2 separate regions of the Homo sapiens genome follow, and region 1 is linked to region 2. Evidence: chromatin loops called from intact Hi-C (ENCODE). Cell type or tissue: A673. All regions are shown on one strand. Each heading gives the region's core, and the rest is flanking DNA. Links, peaks and the distances in the headings are about the cores only. Region 1 has its middle 15 kb from the start of KRTAP17-1. Region 2 holds the start of KRTAP4-6 (keratin associated protein 4-6).

The links. A loop is a pair of places that touch in the nucleus more often than their neighbours do. Peaks named below come from ENCODE experiments on the same cell type or tissue, not always from the same donor. Only the 100,000 strongest peaks of a DNase experiment are listed, where the experiment ranks them.
Region 1: a loop joins it to region 2, with 6 times the contacts of the local background. A loop is called at or near these places in 2 of 110 quality-filtered maps.

The regions. Positions count from the first base shown.
Region 1 is chr17:41,324,746-41,336,752 of GRCh38, reverse strand. It overlaps the pseudogene TBC1D3P7. Among named protein-coding and RNA genes, the nearest start is that of KRTAP17-1, 15 kb to the right of the region's middle. RefSeq lists an enhancer at 6,643-7,212. In A673, for the core only: a CTCF peak has its summit at 7,230 (motif pointing right); a DNase peak (open chromatin) is centred at 7,262.
Region 2 is chr17:41,135,994-41,146,937 of GRCh38, reverse strand. KRTAP4-6 (keratin associated protein 4-6) reads left to right here and starts at 6,394. Exons shown (of 1, transcript NM_030976.2): 1 at 6,394-7,505. The coding sequence starts at 6,451. The coding sequence ends at 7,068. RefSeq lists a silencer at 2,556-2,658 and an enhancer at 6,750-7,262. In A673, for the core only: no CTCF peak of the experiment used is centred there; DNase peaks (open chromatin) are centred at 1,567 and 1,887; H3K27ac peaks cover 2,966 bases.

The DNA of each region.
Region 1 (12,007 bases), core at 4,762-8,761, 190 kb before region 2:
TTCCATGAAACTGGTCTCTGGTACCAAAAAGGCTGGGGACCACTGGTGTAAATGCTTCTAAGAATAGATAAGCAACTTAAGGTTTACAGGGTACTAAAAATATGGGTTTAAATGCTAATAAAACTGGATGCACATGAAAACACTCTCTTGCTGTGGTCCAGTGAATCTTGACCATTCTATCACAGAGACTTGCAGCTTTGAGTTGGAGCTGCCCCCTGGACCTCCTGTCCACAGCACACCCCTGCAACACACACACACATGCACATACATACATGTGCACATACCTGCACACATACACACACATGCTGTGCTTCATGCCCTCACTAAGGTGGCATGGGAGGGAATGAGTGTTTTTAAGAGAAATGAAGACAACTCAGGCTTCTTGTTCTCCTGGTGTTTGCACAAGTGCCTTCTCTGCAGACCATGCTTCAATCTCTTTCTTGGCTTTCCCTGTTAGTGAAAGAGACAAGCAGAGCCCCAGCATGTATCTGACTGCTTAGGGTCCAACCCAAGCTCACAAGCTTCCTGGGGAGCCTAGTGAGATGAAGGCACTGCAGAGCCTCCCAAAAAGAGGCATCAGCTTTTGGTGGAGACTTGAGCCCGGGAAGGTGGGACATCATGGTTCATCAAAGACACAACCAAAATCCAGTGAGGAATGGCAGCCATCAAAAGTTTTATTCTTCAAGAGAAGGAGTTCTCAGGGGCTGTGGGCAGCAGGCACAGAGCTCTTTAGTGCATGTGTGGGCAGGTGATGGTGACCTACAGTTTGCACTGGGAACTAAGATCAAGAGTGACCTGACCTCTGCTCATGCGCATCTCTCCCTGTCTCTCTCTCTACCTTTTATGTCTCTCTCCTTATCTCTCTCCCCACACTCCCTCTCAGCCTCCTCTGTCTCTGTCTCTCTCCCCATCTCTCTTTCTCTCTCTCACTCCTTTCTTCCCATGTCTCTTTCTCTCTCCTTCTCCACTTCTCTCTCCCTCCTCCTCTCCCTCTCTGCCACTGTTCAGGCTCCTGCCCACCCCTCCCTGCTGTGCAGAGAGGCACACGCAGGACTCCTAGGCTACCTTCCAGGGCACACGCACAAGGCTGCCGGGACTTGGTCCCAGTACAGTGCCCCCACCTCCCAGTGCCCTCAAGGTCAGGGGTGTGGGGTGTGCTTGTGCTCTCTTGGGTGGGCACCCCACTCTCCAGGAAGCAGAAGCTGCAGGTCACTGCTGGCTTGAGTGGCACGCCTATTGGACTGCTGGCTTCCATCCTGTGATCTGCCGAGGCCAAAACAGAGGACACCTGCCAAGGCCCCACCCTGCTCCAGGGTTGGGGTAGAGGTAGGGGTAGTGGTGGGGATGAGAGCAGCCACTGCAATCTGGTCCCTGCCCAGCATCCTGCCCTGCACCCTGCCATGCAAGGCCTCCTCTGCCACCCTTTCCCTGCCCCTCACCATCTTCACCCCTAGAAAGCCCCAGGCACAGGCTCCAGAAATCTCCCTGGATCCAGGAACTAAGAGCAACCACTGGGCTCCACAGCCCCTAGGCCAGGTGTCAGCCACACCCACTGCATGCTGACAAATCTTGGCTCTCACTTATGCCCCCCCGCAAGCCAGCCACACTCTGCCCCCACTCCCCCCACTTCCTGACTTTAGCCCTGACTGACAGTGCTGCCTCCTGGTAACCTTTCCCCCTCCCCACAAGGTCCAGGCAAGCCCAAATGCCAGCACCCGCCACCCACCCTTCCTGGGTGCCCCTCTATTGTCTGCTTGCCTAGATGTCTTAACCTCATTTTACCAAGCTAGAACAAATAACAGGGATGAGCCCCCAGCCTCTCCCAGGAAGATTTGGCAAAATGCTCTCCTTTTAGAAGCAGGAGCAGTGACAGGACCTAGGGATGACCCGAGGCTTGTCACCCAAGCAACAAGAAGGGCAAGGAGCCCAGTTTTATGACCTCACCTTGGGAGGACATGGCCAGGGCTCCACAAGGCCCTGTGGGGGGCTGGCAGGAGAACAGATCCACTCTCCTTTTGAGGAAGCAGGCCCCAACCCTAGGAAGCAGCAGATGGGGGCACACAGGCAGAGCTTCCGCAAGCTGTAGATCAGGGTCAGCAGATCTGCATTCAGCTTTAGCCCCAGGGGAGCTGCAAGACGTGAGACACTGATAGGTTTGGCTCTGTGTCCCCACCCAAATCTCATTTTGAGCTGTAATCCCCATGTGTCAAGGGAGGAACCTCATGGGAGGTGATTGTATTATAGGGGGCTGGGTTCCCCCATGCTGTTCCCCTGATAGTGAGTGAGTTCTCAGGAGAGCAGATGGTTTTAAAGCATGGCACTTCCTCGTTTTCTCACTCCCTCCTGCTGCCTTGTGAAGAAGATGCCCGCTTCCCCTTCGCCTTCCACCATGATTGCAAGCTTTCTGAACTGTGAGTCAATTCAACCTCTTTCCTTGATAAATTACCCAGTCTCAGGTATTTCTTCATAGCAGTGTGAAAACAAAACAAACTAAGACAGACCCCTTCTCTGAGGTGCCTTCTTCTGAGGCCACCAGCTGCCCCCATGCTCCTCCTCTGCCCCCTGGTCTTTCTTTTCCCCTCATGAGGCCCAAGTGATCTGCATGGCCAGCCCCAGCCCCATCCTACTGCAGGCCTGTCTAGCTGGTGGAGAGGCCGACCTCCTTTCCTGACCCTCAGGCTGGCTGATATGCTCTCTGGATCCTGGAGGAAACTGATTGTCTCTCCTCATACTGGTAGCAACTTCTTCCAAGACCACAAAGCTGGAAAACTGGTCTTTTTGTTGTCTCCGCTTGCTAGGGCTGTAGTTGGGACAGTACTAGAGGTGGGCCAATGGATGAATGGATGGATGAGTGGGACAGTAGTCCAGGGAGGATGTCCCTGTCTGTCCAGTTTGCATCGGCTCCTGTGCAGTCACATAGCTCCCTGCTAGCTGAGTTGAAATTAAAACCCATTCAGTCTGGCTTCTATATGGCTCATGGGGCCTGTGGACTGGTCTCTCCTTTTCCCTCCAGACCCCATCCCCATTAAGTCCATGAGCAAATCATGTAGGTGACATCCTCACAATGATCCTGAGGTGACTCTACTCACCATCTGCCTTCTCCCACCTAGTTTGAGCACCCTTCATTACTTACCTGGACCAGCCAGCTGGCCCCCCTCTCCTCCCTGCTGGTGTGGTGTGGCCTGTTAACACCTGAGCCGCAGCTGAACCCACTTCTGGCTAGGACCCTCTGCTGGCTCCCTGGCTGCTCTGAGTGACAGCTAGAGCCTTGCAACAGCCTCAGCCATTGAACCTGGGACTTCTGTCCCTGAGCTCTCTGCTGCTTGCCTCTGCTCACACCAGGACAGATGCAGGCTTCCCCTCTGGGCCTCAGGCATGCCGGTCATGCTCCTGCCTCAGGGCCTTTGCATGAGCCATTCCCACTGCCTGGAATGCTCTCTGCCAAGATATCTGCTTGGGTGACCCACCACCTCCTGCAAACATTGCTCGAACCTTGCCTCGTCAATGAGGACTACAACCCCGGCCACGCATCTAGAAGGCATCCAGCACAGAGTATGTGCTCAATACACAGACAAAGCAGGACAATACATGAGACAACTGTCCCTCTCCCAGGCCCCTGGGAAATGCTGGGATGGGGAAGATATTCAGATGTCAAGAGGAATAGGGCCCAGTGTCTTGATTCTCATTCCAGTGCTCTTCCTGTTCACAGGAGTGGCAGGGCTGCACATTTGGAGCAAAACTGAGATGAGTTTCAAGGGCCGCTGAGCATCTTACCCACCCACAGCCTTTCCCAGTGTTCTGGGAGATAAACAGCTGTCTCCTATATTGTCCTGGATCCCTGGAGGATGGGCCAGGCTTGGAGGTGGAAGAAGAGCTCAGTGGGGAGGGGGCCGAGAAGGGGCTGCCCAGAGGTGACACATCTGGAGTCCCCAAATCTGCATCAGGGCAGATGAGTAGAGCTGCACTCTCCCAACCTGCTCATGTTGGCCTTTTGTGATCTTTCATTTTGCCCCATCCGCGTTGCCCTTAGGTATTCATTGCTACCTGTTATCACTGGAATAAAAATGGCCATGGGCATTCTGCCCTTCCTCCACCTCCCTCTTCTCCATCCCTTCTTTCTTCATCTGTGTATTGAGCACATACCCTGTGCTGGGCCCCTTCTAGATGCATGGCCAGGGTTGTCCTCATTGATGAAGCAAGGTTTGAGCAAGGTTTGTAGGAGGTGATGGGTCAGCCAAGCAGTTTTCTAGGCAGAGAGCATTCCAGGCAGCGGGAATGGCTTGTGCAAAGGCCCTGAGGCAGGAGCATGATTGGCATGCCTGAGGCCCAGAGGGGAAGCCTGCATCTGGCCTGGTGTGAGCTAGGGGAGAGCAGGAGATAGCTCAGGGAGAGAAGGCCCAGGTTCAATGACCTGAGGCCACTGCAAGGCTTCAGCTCTCCCTTGGAGCAGCTGGGGAGCCATTGAGCAGAGCAAGAGCCAAACTGAACGGGTTCCAATTTCAGCTTAGCTATCAGGGAGCTATGTGACTGCACCAGGTCCAGGCGGACCCACCTGTACATGAGTGACAGCACCCACAGGGTCCAGAGCTCACATGTCCATGGGTCCAGCTCAGTGCCTGGCATGCCGAGAATACTTGGGAAATGCCAACTAAGGACTCTCACCTCAGGAGGGTCTCTTCTCATTTCCAAAGCTGTCTCTTGCTTTGGAATGCACGCAGACACTGGGCAAGTATATATGGAGCTTTTAATCTCTGCCTGACACCAGAGACACATCCACAGACTGACCGAGTTTCCTGCCCTTGTGCTGCACTCCCCTTGAGGAGACAGACGACGGTGACATGCAAGGAGCTAAGATGTCAGGACACTGAGCTGTGAACGAGGCAAGCAGGGGCTGAGGGATGGAGGAGACAGGGTGGTGGCAGGTGGGGGTGGCCGGGATGGCTGGAGCCTGGGACCAAGGTAGGTTCCTGCACTGCTCTGCGTGGGGACCTAGCTGGGCTCTGAGTCATGAGGGCAGACAGTGGCCAGGGTGAGGCTGGCACTGTGCATCCCCTTCCCCACTGCTGAAGATGCCGCCTAGGGTGGGCTCACAGTCTTTGGGGAGTTAAGAACCATCCTGATCCTAGAGAAGGTTATTTCTGGAAGCAAAAATCCAGGGTTTATGCTCCTGGGACAGGGGATCCCTGGAGCCTCTCATCCTCCCCATAGCCTTTGCATTGGGCAGTGAAGGCGTTTTCCTGTTGAGTCTGAGGAAGGGAGAAGTGGTGTCACTTGGGGTGTCAGCTTTCATCTCACTTAGTCCTCACGGGGGCCTGCAAAGTAAGGGTCACCATCGGCCCAATTTACAGATGAGGACACTGAGGTTCAGAGAAGTTACATGATTTGCCCAAAGTGACACAGCTACTAAGTGGCTGAATGGGATTGAATCCAGGTCTTTCTGAGACAGCCCAAGCTGTTGATGGAGCCCTCTGGCTCACGGATGAGCAGGTAAAGTGAAACAAACACTTTAGAAAGCTTACCTGAGGGTGAGGGGGCAGGCAATTGAGCCTTCTGTGGGGTCCGAAATGTTTACAGTTGTCTCTCTGCGTACGTCGGGAATCAGTTTCACCACCTCCCACAAATACCAAAATCCACAGATGCTCCAGTCTTGATATAAAATGGTACAGTATTTGCATATAACCTAAGCACATCTTCCCATATGCTTTAAATCATCTCTAGATTACTTACCTATGCAATCATGTGTCAGATAGCAACATTTCAGTCCGTGCCAGAATGCATATAGAATGGTGGTCCCATAAGGTTATAATGGAGCTGCCCTATACAGGTGTACCATCTCTAAAAATTGATATCTAAAAAGAGATGGGGTCTTTTTATGTTGCCCAGACTAGTCTAGAACTTCTGGGCTCAAGTGATCCTCCCGGCATGGTCTCTCAAAGTGCTGGGATTATAGGCATGAACCACTACATCTGGCCAGGTGTACCAATTTTTTTTTTTTTTTATCATTTATACTGTATTTTTATCATTCTTTTCTGTGTTTAGATACACAAATAGCCATCATTGTGTTACCACTACCTATGGTACTCAGTATGGTAACATGCTGCAGAGGTTTGGAGCCCAGGAGCAATCAGCTCTACCATTCAGCCAAGGTGTGTGTTTGGTTGCAACCTCTGAAGGAAGCTAAGGAGGAATGACCTAAAGACAGAAGGTGAGTCCGAGGTGGGATCCTGGGACAGGTACCAGAAGTTAAGCAAAAACAGGTGAAATCTGAATGAATTTCACCATATTAATATAGTGACAGCATTAATAACCTTAAATAATAGTTAACATTATTATTCAGTTAACAGGATTGCACCCATGTTAAATTCCTTAATTTTTTTTTTAAGAGAGAAAGTCTCATTCTGTCGCCCAGGCTGGAATGCAGTGGTGCGATCATAGCTCACTGCTTCCTGGATCTCTTGGGCTCAAGCGATCCTCCTGCTTCAGCCTCCTGATTAGGTGGGACTATAGGCACACGCCACCATGCCTGGCTCCTTATTTTTTTTTTTTTTTTTTTTTAACTTTTCTCCAGGGATAGGGTCTACCTATGTTGCCCAGGCTGGTCTCAAACTCCAGGACTCAAATGAACCTTAACCTCCTGCCTTGGCCTCTCAAACTGCTGGGATTACAGGTGTGAGCCACCACACCTGGCCTAAATTTCTTAATTTGGACAAATGTGCCATGGTAATGCAAAATGTCATTATTAGGGGCAGCTGGACGGAAGGTGTCGGAGTACACTATAATGCCTTTTCAGTTTTTCTATATATCTAAAATCATTTCAAAAGTAAACATTTATTTTAAAACATGGACGTGGTTATCCTTCCATGAGTGTAAAGTACAAAAGGCAGGCTCATGGTGTTGTCAGAAGTCAGAACACTGGTTGCAGGGCTGGGGGCGCAGAGGCTGGGTTGGCTTTGTGATCTGGGGGCTGATGTGTTCCATCTGTTAATGTCTTTAGAGCTGTGCACTTTCTTCATAAATTTTCATAAGTTTAACAAAAAAGTAAAACGAGGATGGGAAGCTTGTTTGGGTTGTGGGGCCTCGGGAGTGTACTGCTGCTTGTCCCTAGCTGTGAATGGGGTGCCCTGGTCGGAAGCAGTGCTGTGTGCACTGCAGGGCCGGCAAGTGCATGTCCACGTTGTGGCTCAGTGCAGTGAAAGCCAATCTCAGCCCCTTCCGCAGTGTGGTCAGCCTGCCAGTAGGTGGCCAGCTGGTCCTTCTGGGAAATGGTGCCATCCCAGGGGTTGGGTGTGAATCTGTTTTCCACAGACAAGGCGCTCAGCAGTGGTGTCAGCCTGGTGAGCCTTGGTAAGGGCATGTGCAGGATGCTGAGCCTCTCCCGTCCCCATGCCCGTCTCATGGCCACTTGCTCTGCGGGCCCATCCAGCAAGCATGGTGGCTGGGAAAGAAGCCGGCTCCATCCACAGGGCATGCTGTTTTGCCCACCTCAGGACCAAGAGTATTCTCTGTAGTAATTCTCTTTGGTGGGAGCACTGGGAACATGAACAACAGATACCTTCAGAGTCTGAGCTGCTGAGGTGAGGGCTGCAGGGTGCCCTGCTGTCAGGAGAGCCTGCACTGGCAGCTGGAAGGCACGTGGTGGTGGCACCTGCTGTGGCTGCAGCAGTGGCTGCAAGGCTTCGAGATCTCTCCCCGGTTCTGTAAGGTGAATTGTGACAATGCAGAGCTCTGCAGTGCCAGGGTCCCCTGCATGGTCATGCTGACTGCAGCTGGGAGCCCACCACAGCCCTGGTACCCCTCTCTTCCCAGGGCTGGGGTCTAGGCCAGGCCACTCTTGGCCTGGGTATTGTGCCCCAGGTCCATACTGCTGGCTGTCTGGGGCTGCAGGGATGCCGTGCTCACGTCTCTCTCTTGTGGCCTTGATGGGACCAGCTTCCCCATTGAATGGGATCTTCCAAGGTATCTGGGGCTGCGGGGAAGCTGGTGGGTGCCACCCTGGTTCCTTCCAGATACAGGTGCCCATGTTGCAGTGGGGGTATCTCCTGATCTCCTTCTTAGTCCTGATGGGCCTGGGCAGGGCCTGGTGTCGAGGTCCCCATGGGCTTCCTGGGCTAGGTCTGTCCCATGGTCCCAGGGCTGTCCAGGACACATTTGGAGGGGACACGGGCCCAACAGCCCTGTTCGAAATCATAATGGGGAAACCAAGGGCTCACCACGTCCGAGTCCATTGGGAGCTGAGGCAGGGAGTTCCACTGCAGGTACCTCCAGGAAACCCGAGGTCCTCCCTGAGCTGGGGCCAGTCTGGGCACACCCTGGGATAGCCCCACCAAGACAGGACAGGGTGTGAAAGGAAGAGGCACCCATGGCGGGGAAGCTGACCAAATGCACTGCTGGAAGTGGGCTTGTGGGCCTGGAGGAGCCTGCCTACTCCCCTTGCAGAGGGTCTTCCTGCCACACGGTGAAGCCAGCTCAGGCCTGGGTGCTGAGGACCCTTGCTTAGGTTTGGCTGAAAGGAAAACAGATATGGTCAGCATCTCCAGTGAGCCCATGCAGATCTTTCCGGGTCAGGCCCCACCTGCCTGGGTCTCTAGAGTCCTCAGGGTCTCTGTGTGGCCCCCGTGGCCTGACAGGACACGCCTGTAGGCTGCTGATCCCAGAGGGAGGGAGTGTGTGCCGCCTGGGGTGGGAAAGCTGTATGGGCATGGGAGGTGGCTCCTGGGACTGCCTTCTGGGACTGCCTCCCAGGGTTCAGGCTGGCTGGGGGCTTCCTGCCTTACCACCCTCATCCCAGGGCTGTTGGGCCTGGGATACAGTCCCTAGTCAGAACTCAGGTGGGAGGGGCCTTGGTTGTCACCCAGCCCCCTTGTCACCTCACATGGGGACCTATCTCCACAGTGGGTGAGAGGACCCGGACACAGGGCCCTTTCTGCCCTCCTGGGCTGCCCAGTCCATGCCGGGACTGACTGTTCCCACAGCTGGCTGAACTCTTGGCTCTGGCTCTGGGCCAGGGGTCCCACCCGTGCCCTCTCCCTGAATGCTCTGGGAGTCAGGGACACCAATTCCCTTGTCTCCCTGGCTCGAGACTTGTTTTTCTGGCACCCTTGGAAGGGTGTGCAGGAGTGAGGGTCCTCTGCTGCTCTCTGAGTCTGTCAGTGCTTGCAGGGAGGGGCGGGGGCTCCCCCAAATAGGCCTGGCTCTTCCAATGCCCTTGAGGGCCATTTGAGGGGGAGGGCAGGACAATGGAAAGTGGGAGGGGGTTTGTTGGAGGGTCTTGCCCACATCCCCCTCCTGTGTGCACAGCACTGAGTACCAGTACACACGCACTGAGCGCCTGCCCTGAGGACCGGTGGGCCTCCTGCACTTACTTAGCATCCAGGAGGAAGAGGAGGAAGAAAAGATGTAAGAGGAAGGCCCAGGTTTGGGGTCACAGGCACTCCCCCACTATTGACTGCCCCAGAAGGTGACTTGGTGGGGGGACTGGGTATTGGAGCCTTCCTGGGGGTGGCAGGTCCCCATGCTTCCTGGTAGTTTCCTTACAGAGCACAGAGGCCTGAAGGTGCCTAAGAACTGCATCACTGTCCAGGGCCCAGGTTTGGGGGAACTGGTCCTGAAAACGCGCCCACAGGCCAGACCTGGAAGCCTTCATGAGGTGCTCTAGGGACAGGGTGAGGATCAGGCCAGGAAAGTTCCCTGGGAGGCGTCAGAGCCGACACCCCATTGCCACCTCTGTCGTCTCCCACTGGGTGGTGCCGGATCATTTTGTGGCCACAACAGGGGTGCAGATGTGCACAGGAGGCTGTGGTTTGGGGGAGGCCTGGGCAGGGAAGTGCTTGCCACACTCCCGACTTTCATCTGGGTCACGTGCGGGATGGGCTCGGCATCACTGTGCCCTGCCCTGCTCACCAGGCCAGACCTTCTTCTGGGCTGGAGCAGAGAAACATGGGGACAGTGTGAGGAAGCTGCCCTTGGGCCAGTCGGGGTCTGACCCCAGAGCTTCCCAGGCCCCACTGGGCACACGTGGACTTACTCCTCTGAACCTTGAAGGCAGTGCGTGCCATTGGCATCAACACCTGTTCCTTTCTACCAAATACACCCTCCACAGGCTTAGGGTGAGCCCGAGAGAGATCTGTGGGGACACAGGTGTGGGAGGCCCTGGCTCGTCCAGGCTGGAGGCTGGTGGCTGGATCTGGGCCCACTGGGGCTTCAGTCCCCCAGAGTCAGTGACCCTCCCCATGAGGGTCATCTGACCCCTCCAGGAGGCTGGGTCTGGCTTCCCTGAGCCCTCCCAAGTTAGGTCCTGGGTCAGTCTATCCATGAGGCTGGGCCTGAGCCCTGGCCTCTGCTGGGGGATGACCCCTCTTGGGCAGAGGGCCTTGCTTGTGTGTCCTACAGGGACCTGCCTGAGCCTCCTGTGGGCTGGGGGTGAGCCAGACCCCTGGGCTGGGGAAGTAGAGCACTGCAGGGCAAGGAGGGTCCCTGAGCCACGGTCTCCCTGTGCCTCCTTATCCCATTGATCACCCTCTGTAGAAGCCAAGCTAATGAGGAACCTTGAGCACATAGCCCTTCCGTGTCCCGACAGGAGGAACAGAGGTGCTCAGGGCCCCCTAGCCTGCCCTAAAAACCTCCTTCTTCTAGGGCCCTCTGAAGACCCTTCCCCAAGTGCAGAGTACTGGGTGGTGTCCAGGGCTCCCCACAACACCTTCCCCCTTCCTGCATTCCCAGTGGACACACTGCCCTCAGCCCTGCTCTGCAGGAGCTGGGCCCCTGTCCCTGTGCCTCTGTCTCCTCCAGGGCAGGAAAGGAAACCCAACTCCCAGTACATGGAGAACCCCACGTCCCAGGTCAGGCCCTGGCTGGGACTCAGCCTCTCACCAGCCCCACGAGGGGCTCCAGCACCCCCGACTCCTCTGGCCCCATGGGATGCTGGGCCTCTAGGGAAGAGTCGAGGGGACCATAAACTCACCAAGTGCCTCATGGTCTTGGGGTGTGACGTGGGTACCACATGCTCCTGGTGGTCTTGGAGCCCCTGGACCCCTGTGCCATTTGGGCTGTGGAATCCTGAGAAGCCTCCAGCCCATCATGAAATCAGAGCCTGTTCCCAAGATGTGGAACTGTCGGCTGGAATTGCTGGGCAGCTGCAAAGGCCCATGAACACCGGGCCTCCCACCCTCCCACCTGGTGACCCCACCATGCGGCCTTGGCCCTGGGGAAGAGGGATGGGAACATCCTCTGGAGCCTGGCCGGAGGTGCTCCTGGAGGCCTCCTGGGCCCGGGTGCTAGGAAGGCAAGGCTGACTTTGAGGCCATGACAGAGGGCGGGAAGAACTGGGTGGGTGCTGGGTTTCGTGGTCGTCTCCTGGAAGTGGGGTCGGGCCAGGGTACATGGGAAGGGGAGATGCTGCCATCTGGGCTTCATCGACCCATCTGTGGGCACCAAGGGCAGCTGGAGCCTGGCCAGCAGGAGGGCAGGAGGACTCTCACGGAGGGGACAGTCAGTTGCACAGAATCAGAGCCAGAGGGTGTGGCTCCAGGCCACAGAGGGCAGCCACGGGGGGATAAGATGTCCTCTGTTGATGGAGATAAAAGGCGTCTCATTTGGGGCCTGGGGGTACCTGTGTAGCCCTGGGGGTATCCGTTCAGTCCTGGGCTTCTGTGGGGCCCTCAGCAGAGACATTCTAAAGGCTCCAGATAAGTTGGCGACACAGGAAGGTGCCTTCACTAAAAGTGGAGGTCACCTGGCCAGGGTGGCTGAGAAAAATCAGCCCGAGACGGGACAGGTGCCACCCAGGGTGGGTAGCCGGGCCCTGACAGGAGTCCCTCAGGGAGTGACCACATCACCCTGCTGAGGTTTAGGGATCCTGGCCTGAGACTTGCCTGGTGTACCCAGGGTGCATCCAGGGCCCATCCCACCCGACATTCCCAAGCCCTCACAGGGTCTGACCTCCCGGCATCCACCTGCCTCTCCCTGCACTCCAGCCACCCACCCTGCTTGTTCCCCAATTTCTGCCATC
Region 2 (10,944 bases), core at 1-4,000:
TCAGTATTAAAGTATATGAGGCTTGTAATTTCCTGTGTCCACAAGAACTGGGCCACAGCAGGAATGAGATGACACAGTGTATCTGCGTAATAAAGAGACTATTTGCAAAGGTGTAGCTAGAGTTCAGGGAAAGCAACAAGGGAAAGCTCAGTACCCAGGGCTCACAATAACAAGGAGCAGGTACCCCGGGTCTGAAGGCCTATGCAATAATTTGGGTGAAATGTCCCAAGGGTGGCATGCGAAACTTCTTAGAATAAGTATGCACAGACACTCAAGTACAGTCATTGGCTTTGGAGAGAGTTATGGTGCTCTGAAGGGTCCAAAGATGATATGGAAGACATTGTGGTGAAACCCAAGGTAGACATAAATTTATGAATGGGAAAGTGTGACTGCAGTTATTATTCTGTGGTCACATCAGCTTTATCTAAATGCACAGTAGAGATGGATTTTAAGTGAATGAAACATTGACTTAGTTGATGTTTCATTCACTTCAAAGTCTCTCAGTACTATTTGCCCATGCTAAATATATAGCTTTGGAATTGCTCAAGCCTTTCTAGCTAGTAAAACTAAGCAAGATAGAACTCCAGAAAGGCAACAATAGATGCCTGTTTTGATTAAAGAAGTAACTGAAATAAGAGTTTTAATTCCCATGAACTCCCTTATAACAGTCCCATCTGGCCAGTGAGTAAGGAAGAGGTTAATCAACAAGCTTGGTGATTAAACAAGTTGGTTCCACCAATTGTTTCAGCTGCACCACCTAAGTCAGAATTTTACAGGAAACTCAACAAACCTAGTAAGACTCATACGCCACTGCAGACTCAGCTAGTGTATTCTTTTCGATGCCAGTTTCAGAGCCCAGACAGGTGCAATTCACATTTTCATGGCAAGGAACGCAGTATACATATACAATTTTGCAACACAGATATATGAGTTCACTAGCATATTGCCATAACCTATCAAGGCAGACTTGAACTTGATAACCATTAGAAGCATGTTAATACCATACATTGATGACTGTGATACTAGCACATGAAAAATCATTAGTGAATTGAAAATCAAGTCCAGAAATAGACTAACGTACACAAAAGAATTTATTATATGAAAAGGTGGCACTTTAACTCAGTAATGGAAAGATGTATTATTTAATAAATGATGTTGAGCCTTGGTCACATCTGATTATAAAACATTTAAACCTCATATTTTTATCTGTATAAATTCCTAGTAGGTAAAATATTTTAAAATATAAAACATGAAACCTTGAAGTTAACAGAAATTATGGGATAATGCTTATGTAAATTTATAACTGGAAAGGCCTTTTAAAATATGACACATACCCAGGAGCTGTCAAAGAAAAAAATTCATAAATTTTACTGCATCAAAAGCAACATGAGGATAGAGAAAATTCCTTTCATATCTGATTTTGCAGAGAGGTTGTGTGTATAGTGATTAAAAACATGGACCCAGTGCTGGGCTGGCTGAAATAAAATTACATTTCCCCTGCTTACTGGCTTGAATCCCACCTGTGCCTTAAGTTTCTCATCTGTGAAGGGAGGATTATAATAGAATTTACCATACTGGATTGTTGGGACTAGTAATTGAGCGAATATATGTAAAACAGTAGAACAATTGCAAAACATGTCGTTTGTTATTTTGTTATTCCAGCATCCAGCAAAATTCTCAGTATACAATATTTAGAGAAGAAAGAAAAAGAAAGAAAGAAAGAAAAAAGAAGGAAGGAAGGAAGGAAGGAAAGAAAGAAAGGAAAGAAAGAAAGGAAGGAAGGAAGGAAGGAAGGAAGGAAGGAAGGAAGGAAGGAAGGAAGGGAGGGAGGGACAGGAATTCCATAAAACATTGGGTTTTTATTTTGCTTAAGTTTCTGAAAAGAACAAGTGTAGTTAGTGCATAATTGTGCCAACGATTCCATTCTAGTCTTTTAATGTAAATATTTCTTCCTTATCTCTAAATGGCTTATTCTTTTTAAGTTCTTCTTTTTTAGGCACATCTTATCCTTTCTTATTTATTTATCCTTTAAAAACTTTAATTATTGGCTTTAAGTAGGTAGGGGGTATAAATTACATATATAGAAAATTATAGAATATGTAAACAATTAGTTCAATTGAAATATCTTTTATAACTTTTAGGAAGAACCCTTCTTATACCTCTATTTTCAATTTGTTCCAAGTCTCTACTGATTATTTCAAAGAAAGAATTTAGTTATTTCATAAATAAATTTATTATTTCATAATAAAGAGAATAATTTATCTTTGTTATGCTCACGGCCATCACCTGATGCTGAGAGTTCAAATTTTACTGTCTTACTTCAACTTTTTTCTTTTCTTTTCTTTTCTCTTGTTTTTGAGATGGAGTCTCACTCTGTTGCCCAGGCTGGGGTGCAGTGGCATGATCTCTGCTCACCACAAGCTCCGCCTCCCAGGTTCATGCCATTTTTCTGCTTCAACCTCCCAAGTAGCTGGGACTACAGGCGCTCACCACCATGCCCAGCTAATTTTTTTGTATTTTTAATAGAGACAGGATTTCACCATGTTACCCAGGATGGTCTTGATCTCCTGACCTTGTGATCCACCTGCCTCGGCCTCCCAAAGTGCTGGGATTACAGGTGTGAGCCACCACGTCCAGCCTCACTTCAATTTTTTAATGGCATCTCTTCCCAGAAATCCAGGAGTGTTTTGTCATTTCTAAAGGCAGATCAAAAATTAAAATACATTGTGCATAGCATATATTTTGAAAGCACTTTTGCCAAAATTATAACAGCAAGAAAAATGAACCCACTGGGCGGTTACAATATCACCTAACATTCCTTCCTGAAGGCTTTTCATAGCTCCCTACCATTTCTTCCAGGATTTGAGGGTACCCACAATTTCTCCCTCATGCTATCAATCCCAACTTCTCTCATTACTTCTCAAAACAGACCTTTCAGCATATCACTTTCACCATCACAAGCCAGGGTCATGCCCAATCTCAATTATGTGCTCCTTTTATATCCCCTTTCTCTCCACCTATTTGAATGGTTTGTATTCTCAAAGGTCAGTGTGACCCTTGAAAGCCTTGACAAAATCTTCATCCATTAAACATATGTTTCAGGTTCTGTTATATAAAGATGAATAGATCATAGTCTATGCCCTAATGGAGTTTGTATTTTAGAAGGTGCCAATAGACAAATGAATTTCTGAGAGAGAATCAGATGGTAGAGGCTGTGCATATATAAGGCACAACAGATGTGCAGTGGAGGAAGGACCTTGCTTTGTGTGAGAACAAGAAAGATATTGGAGAAAAATGGCATTTGGACAGTAAAAAACAAATAGAAGAATGCTAAATTAAGAAAATAAAAAATATTTTACCCCAAAATATATTTTTTGACATATTTTAAGATGGCTGCCACATGACCAGCAGACTAAAGTGGCCCTGCAAAGCTGTCTTTTGTGAAGGAAATTTGCATCTGTAGAGAATCTCCATTAATGCAGTCAGGCCTTCTCATTATAGGCCTTTCCTGGATCTAGAAGAGAATAACTGACTGTCTGACACCCTTAGAGTTCTGAAAAAAATCATTTACCATCTCTTTTCTCTGAGAGTTGCTACCTGTGAGATTTCATCCACATAACAAGACCCCCTTTGCTGGCCAAGCCTCTTTCTTTCTCCCTCCCATAACCTGTTGATATGGTTAGGCTTTGTGTCCCCACCCAAATCTCATCTTGAATTGTAGTTCTCATAATCCCCACGTGTCATGGGAAGGACACAGGGGGAGGCAATTTAATCATGGGGTCGGTTACCTTCATGTGATAGTGAGTTCTCATGAGATTTAAGGGTTTTATAAGGGGCTTATCTTCCTTCTCCTCTGCACTTCTCCTTGCTCCCACGATGTGAAGAAGGATGTGTTTGCCTCCCCTTCTGCCATGATTGTAAGTTTCCTGAGGCTTCCCCAGCCATGGTGAACTGTGAGTCAATTAAACCTCTTTCCTTTGTAAATTACCCAGTCTTGGGTATTTCTTCATAGTAGCATGAGAATGGACCAATACACCTGCCTTGCCACTAAAACCTGTTTCCTGTTTTTGGCCATGCTCTGAGCCCTCATTCTTTCTGGGACCTCAAGATGTTGTATAAGCTTCTGTACCTTATTGAGGGGTTGAGTTTTCATTCTGAAGGCTCTTGGGTATACTTGTTAGATAAATGTGTATGCCTTTTCTCCTACTAATCAATCCGCCTCAAGTCAGTGATTTTTCAGTGAGGAAAATCCTTCCTCCATTGCACTTCTGTGGTGCCTTATTTACACATGGGCTCTATCATCTCATTCTCCATTGGAAATTCATGTGTCTATCAGCTCCTTCTAGAATACAAACTCCACTAGGGCAGAGATCTCCAGGTTCCTCAGGCCCCACATAAGTTCACAAGAGACATCCCTTCATTCCCAGGAAGAGAAAATATTGTGAAGGTAATTTGTTCTTTCCTTGAATAATTGCTTTTCCCTGAATGTCCACGGCACTAAAGAAGACCCTTTATTTAGAACCATGATCATGTGAGGATTTTATTTAAAAACTCTTTATGGGCCGGGCACAGTGGCTCTCTCCTATAATCCCAGCACTTTGGGAGGCCAAGGTGGGTGGATCACCTGAGGTCAGGAGTTTGAAATCAGCCTGGACAACATGGTGAAACCCCATCTCTACTAAAAATACAAAATTAGACGGGCGTGGTGACACATGGCTGTAATCCCAGCTACTTGGGAGGCTGAGGCGGAAGAATTACTTGAACCTGGAAAGCAGAGGTTGCAGTGAGCTGAGATGGTGCCACTGCACTCCAGCCTGGGCAATAAGAGTGAAACTCCATCTCAAAAAATAAATACATAAATAAATAAAATAAAAACTTGTTATGAATGCAATTTCTGTGTAAATGTAACTGGACCCAGGTTCAGCTGCTTGCTGCTGGAAAGCCAACACATAAGAGGCAAGGGCTGGTGAAAGGAAAGTTAGTTCTAGTTGGAGAGCCAGTAAACCAGAGGATAACCTTGCTTTGTGTGAGGCCAAGAAAGATATTGGAGAAAAATGGCATTTGAACTAACTGGTAATGAATAACTAGAAGAATGCTAAGTGAAGGAAATAAAAACATTTCACCCCAAGATATATCTCACTGACATCCTTTAGCTAGTGAACTAGCATTCTAAAGTGCCATCTTAAATTTTAAAATTTGCCATAGGGTTTTGAAAGGGAAACTTGGCATGGGAGACATGCAGGGGTGGTGCAGGGTGCTGAGTCTGCATGTCTTGTTCCAATGGCTATCTTGGGTGTCCAGAGGTTTGGGAGGCATTATTTTGACTTCAGCCCAATGGTGGTGGATTAATTGTTCAAGATTCCCCCTAAGTGAGAGGATTCCTCAGGGCTCTGTGCCTGGTTTGTTTCAAGATTAGCCTCTGGAATTTCTTAAGCAAGAATATAATTAGATAAGATATTAGATAGTATTGCCAGAAGGGAGTGTGCAGAGGGAAGGAATGAAGAGGTGAGAGGGGAGGAAAGGAAGAGAAAGTGGGTGATTTTTAAAATTGAGGTCCACAGTTACATAAGTACCTGTAAGTTAAAGAATATATCTTTTATATTCCTCTCAATGCTTCTTAAAAAATCTTAGAAATAAGTGATACTAAAAAAAAACCCTGCTAGATGTTTTAGCTCAAAATGTATGAAAAAGATTTTAACAAAATGTCAATAAAGCATAACCATTACACATTTGATATTTCAAAAGGCAGATCAAAAACTATGATCCACATTACTCTACTTCAGCCTGTAGGACACTTTTGAAGACAGACGCAGCTCAAGCCCAGATGATGCTTTGTTCCTTAGAAACAGTGAGTCACTACTAACTGTTTCAAGGTGCACCAGAGTGATGAGAATTAACACAGCTTGCAATGACCTAGGAATTTAGTTAGCTCAATGGCCACCCAGAATACATACAATGAATCATAAGCTTCCTTATTTCTCACACTCAAAAACAGGAGCATATTTTCTTTTTTTCCTGTCAGCATTCCAGCTGATTGACACATGCATTTCTCCACTAGAGATCTTAGCCCAATCAGAAGCTCTCCCAAAACGATATCATGATGAGAAACAGACAAGTGACAGTGGCCCTCCCATGTCACATGATACCCAGAGACTGAAGTCATGTGACACTGAAACCAAGGAAAGGAAAACAAGAGGTGACTCATGTGGGAACACCAGGGTGAGAAAAGGGAAATAATCATTTTCTATATATTGGGATTTTTTACTAGAAAAACACAATATAATTTAGTAATTGCATTTGTGTCATATAAACAAAAACAAGGAAACAATCTTCTCATAATCACAAAGGCTCCTCAGCTGGGTATAAAAGGGGACATGCAGCAAGGAGACTCCCAAACTCACGAAACTCACTCTCTTGGAAACCCACCCAGAACCTTTACCCTCTGACACCATGGTCAGCTCCTGTTGTGGTTCCGTCTGCTCTGACCAGGGCTGTGGCCTGGAGACCTGCTGCCGCCCCAGCTGCTGTCAGACCACCTGCTGCAGGACCACCTGCTGCCGCCCCAGCTGCTGTGTGTCCAGCTGCTGCAGACCCCAGTGCTGCCAGTCTGTGTGCTGCCAGCCCACCTGCTGCCGTCCCAGCTGCTGTCCCAGCTGCTGTCAGACCACCTGCTGCAGGACCACCTGCTGCCGCCCTAGCTGCTGTGTATCCAGCTGCTGCAGACCCCAGTGCTGCCAGTCTGTGTGCTGCCAGCCCACTTGCTGCCGTCCCAGCTGCAGCATCTCCAGCTGCTGTCGCCCCAGCTGCTGTGTGTCCAGGTGCTGCAGGTCCCAGTGCTGCCAGTCTGTGTGCTGCCAGCCAACCTGCTGCCGTCCCAGCTGCTGCATCTCCAGCTGCTGCCGCCCCTCTTGCTGTGAATCCAGCTGCTGCCGCCCGTGCTGCTGCCGCCCCTGCTGCTGCCTGCGTCCAGTCTGTGGCCGAGTCTCCTGCCACACCACTTGCTATCGCCCAACCTGTGTCATTTCCACCTGCCCCCGTCCCTTGTGCTGTGCCTCCTCTTGCTGCTGAGCTCCTTGCCTGAAACTATCTCCTCCCCTTCAGCTCACTCCTCACAGAAGCAGACCTTGTGCATCTCATAAACAACTCAGAAGAGGCCATTCCCACCAACTGTGTTTCCATATCCTGGACATATATCTAGGATATATGTCCTGGCTATACATCTAGAATATATGTTCCCCATGTTGACCCAAGTGTGAAATTAGATATTATTTACAGAAAGAAATTAATAGAATTTACCAAATTTTATACCTTATATTTGTATTTATGGATACCAAGTTCTTCTGTCCCAAACATGGAAATTCTTGCAGGGTAACTCGGGGCAAGGTTGTCTCACTCTCAGATTTGAAAGTCTGATTGTTTCACCCTGTATTTCCTTTTACAGCAATGTTTCTGTATCTTATTTTTGCTGCTTCTGAATAAAACTCCACTTTTGTCGCATAGAAATACAATGTTCTTTTTGTGTTGCTTTGTAATGATTGTCCTTAGTTCCTGAGAAATTCCACCCAAAACACAACTGAACGAATCCTATTCTTGCTCTCACCTTCAAGAAAATTGCAACATGTAATGACCTAAAAAAAAGGCAATACATGGATGTTTCCAAAAGTATTGAAAAAAATAAAGATTTTAAGTTAAGTTTTTTTATGAATATGGAGAAGGGTTATATCCCACAGCTAAATTTTCTTAAATATTTTTGAAAGTGTATCTTTCCCTACAATCTCACTCCTCTCTTATTTGCTTTATTTTTCCGTTTCCCTCCTCCACCCATGGCCCCCGATCCTGTCATCTTGTTCTGCCCTTATCTCTTTTATCCCATTCTTGTAAAACCAGAGGCTACTCTTTAAGGTTTATCCATCTCTCGTGTAATTCAATTTATCACACTCTCAGCTGCTTTAATTTCATCTCCATCCATTAACAACAAAATAATTACCTTTAGGGAAAATCAATCTTCTGAGAAGTTGGGGAATTGCAGAAAATGTAAAATACTCAAATTTTAGTATTTTTCCTACCTTAATGACTTTTCTGTGGTGTGTATTTAATAGCATGGTCTTGGGGCACATGGTCTTGGTCAATAAATTCTACAAAAATGAATTTTCATAGAGAAATATGGGGACTTAGAAGAAACCAACTAACGGAATAGTTTGGTTCTTAGTTAAACCCAGAATATGGCCTATAAACTCCATCCTAGGGGGAAAATGGTGAAAATAAATTTTATGTCAATTCAAGCTAGTAAAAGCAGGAGAAACATTTAGAAAGTTCTGTACTAAATACATATTCTAGGAGTTAAAGGTCCAGTAAATAATGTAGTGGTATTGAATCATGAATCTTTAACTTCCATAGGTTCTACTACATGAACGAACAATAATTTAGACTGTGTAGGGGCATTATTCCTTCACACCACTTACAGCACACAACTCCTAATGGGTCAGAGAAAGTAGGTGAAAATTAAATGAACCTCCAGTTGGTCTCAGCATATGAAATGGGACTTTGAATGCCGTGGGACTGAATGTGGCTTCCTGGTCATAGGGAATAAGTGTCTGAGAATAAGACATCTATGCCCTGAGCTGTGGGACACTCCATCACTTGTAAGTTGAAAACAAAGCAACAGAAACCACAGGAGACTGGAAAGGAATCACCAGAGAAGTAAGACAACAACTAGCAGAGTGCAAGGTCCAAAATCCCGATGAAGGAAAGAGTGGTCACTTGAAAAAGTAAAGGACACTCACAGGTAGGAATTGAACAATGAGAACACTTGGACACAGGGCAGGGAACATCACACACAGGGTGGGGAACATCACACACCAGGGCCTGTTGGGGGGTGGGGGGCTGGGGGAGAGATAGTATTAGGAGAAATACCTAATGTAAATGATGAGTTGATGGGTGCAGCAAACCAACATGGCACATGTATACCTATGTAACAAGCTTGCACGTTGTGCACATGTACCCTAGAACATAAAGTATAATTAAAAAAATTAAAAAACAGAATTCCACTTCCAGTTGTGACAAAGTAACTGATAGAAGATTCAACCTCTCAGTAGGAATGACTCTGACAATTAGACAAAACTAAGAAAACAGTTGTTTATGAGCATTGGGAGTTGACTTATGCAGGCAGTATTTGAGAGACCATGGTCTCAGAAAAAAATTAAATTCCTTCAGCTGAAAGACAAGATCACCTCCAGCCTCTAGTTTTTCATATATAATTCCTGAATTTCTGGCATTCAATTAAAAAAATTACCAAGTATGCCAGAAAAAAATGACTAAATGAGCAAAATCAAGAAGAAAAAAGAAAATAGAAACAGAGCCAAGGATGATCTATATACAGGTACTAACACTGACTTTAGAATACTTACAATTAATATGTTTGAAATAATAGATTAAAAATGTAAATTTTATTAAAGAAGTAGAATCTATTTTTAAAAAGTTCAGTAAAAATTCTAGAACCAAAAAACTCAAAAACTGAAATTAAGAATTCAATAAATAAGCTTAACAGAAGATTAGACAGGAGAGAGGAACAGCAAAATGGAAGTAGAAAATATTCACATTGGAATGCAGAGAGAAGAAAAGTTTTAAAATGGAGAAAATAGCATAAGACACACTTGGAGCATAGTGAAAAGTCTAACATACATGTAAATTGGAGTCCCAGAAAGAGAGAAGAGAGAATGGAGAAGTTATAAACAAAGAGATACTGGATGGCAATTTGAGACAATTGATGACAGACCTCCAGTCACAGATTCTAGAACATCTCTGAACCCAAGCAGAGTGAATAAAAAGAAAAACAACATGTAGGCACATCAAGGAAAGTTGTTGAAAACCAAAGATAAAAAGAAAATCATAAACGTAACAAGAAATGGATACAGCCATTATAGAAAACAGTATGGAAGTTTCTTTGAAAATTACAATAGGTCTGCCATATAAAATCTAGCAATTCCACTTCTAGGTATATATCTGAAGGTAAAAAATCAGTATCCTGGAGTTATCTGCACCTCATGTTTACTGCAACATTATTCTCAATAGCCAGGATATGGATTCAGTATGTGTCCATTAAAGGATGAATGGAGATATATATATATATATATACACACATATATATACACACACACACACACATACACACACACATCATATATAATAATATTAATATATGTTAAAGCATACATATAAAGAAATATTATTCAGCTTTAAAAAAGGAAATTCTGCCATTTGTGACAAGATGGATGAGCCTGGAGGATACTATGTTAAGTGAAATAAGGCAAACACGGAAGGAAAAGTACTGCATGATGTCACTTATATGTGGAACCTTAAAAAAAGTGAAACTCACAAAAGCAGAGAGTAGAATGGTGGTTATTAGGGGCAGGAAGGTGAGGGAAATTAGAAGATATCTGTCAAAGGGTACAAGGTTCCAGTTATGTAGAATGAATAAATTCTAAAAATTTAATGTACAGCATGGTGACTACAGTTAATAATACTGTACTGTATGCTTGAAACTTGCTAAGAGAGTAGATGTTAAGTGTTTTCACACACACACACATGCACACACACACACACACAAAGGCAACTAACTATGTGAGGCAATGAATATGTTGATTATCTTGCCTTTAGTAATCATTTTACAATGTATATCAAAACATTGTATTGTACACCTTAAATTATATATATATAATTTTATAATAAAATAATAAAATAAGTAAAAGCAACAGGGGAAAAAACAACATACACTTTTACAAAAAGAACAGGAAGCCTAAAACTCAACTGAAATAATGGAAGTGAGAAGACGATGAAGAGACATCTTGTGAAGGGAAACACTGCCGATAGAGAATTATATGCCCAGAGAAACAAAAAAGATAATGAAATTAAGTTATTTTCAGGAAAACAGAAATGAGAGAATAG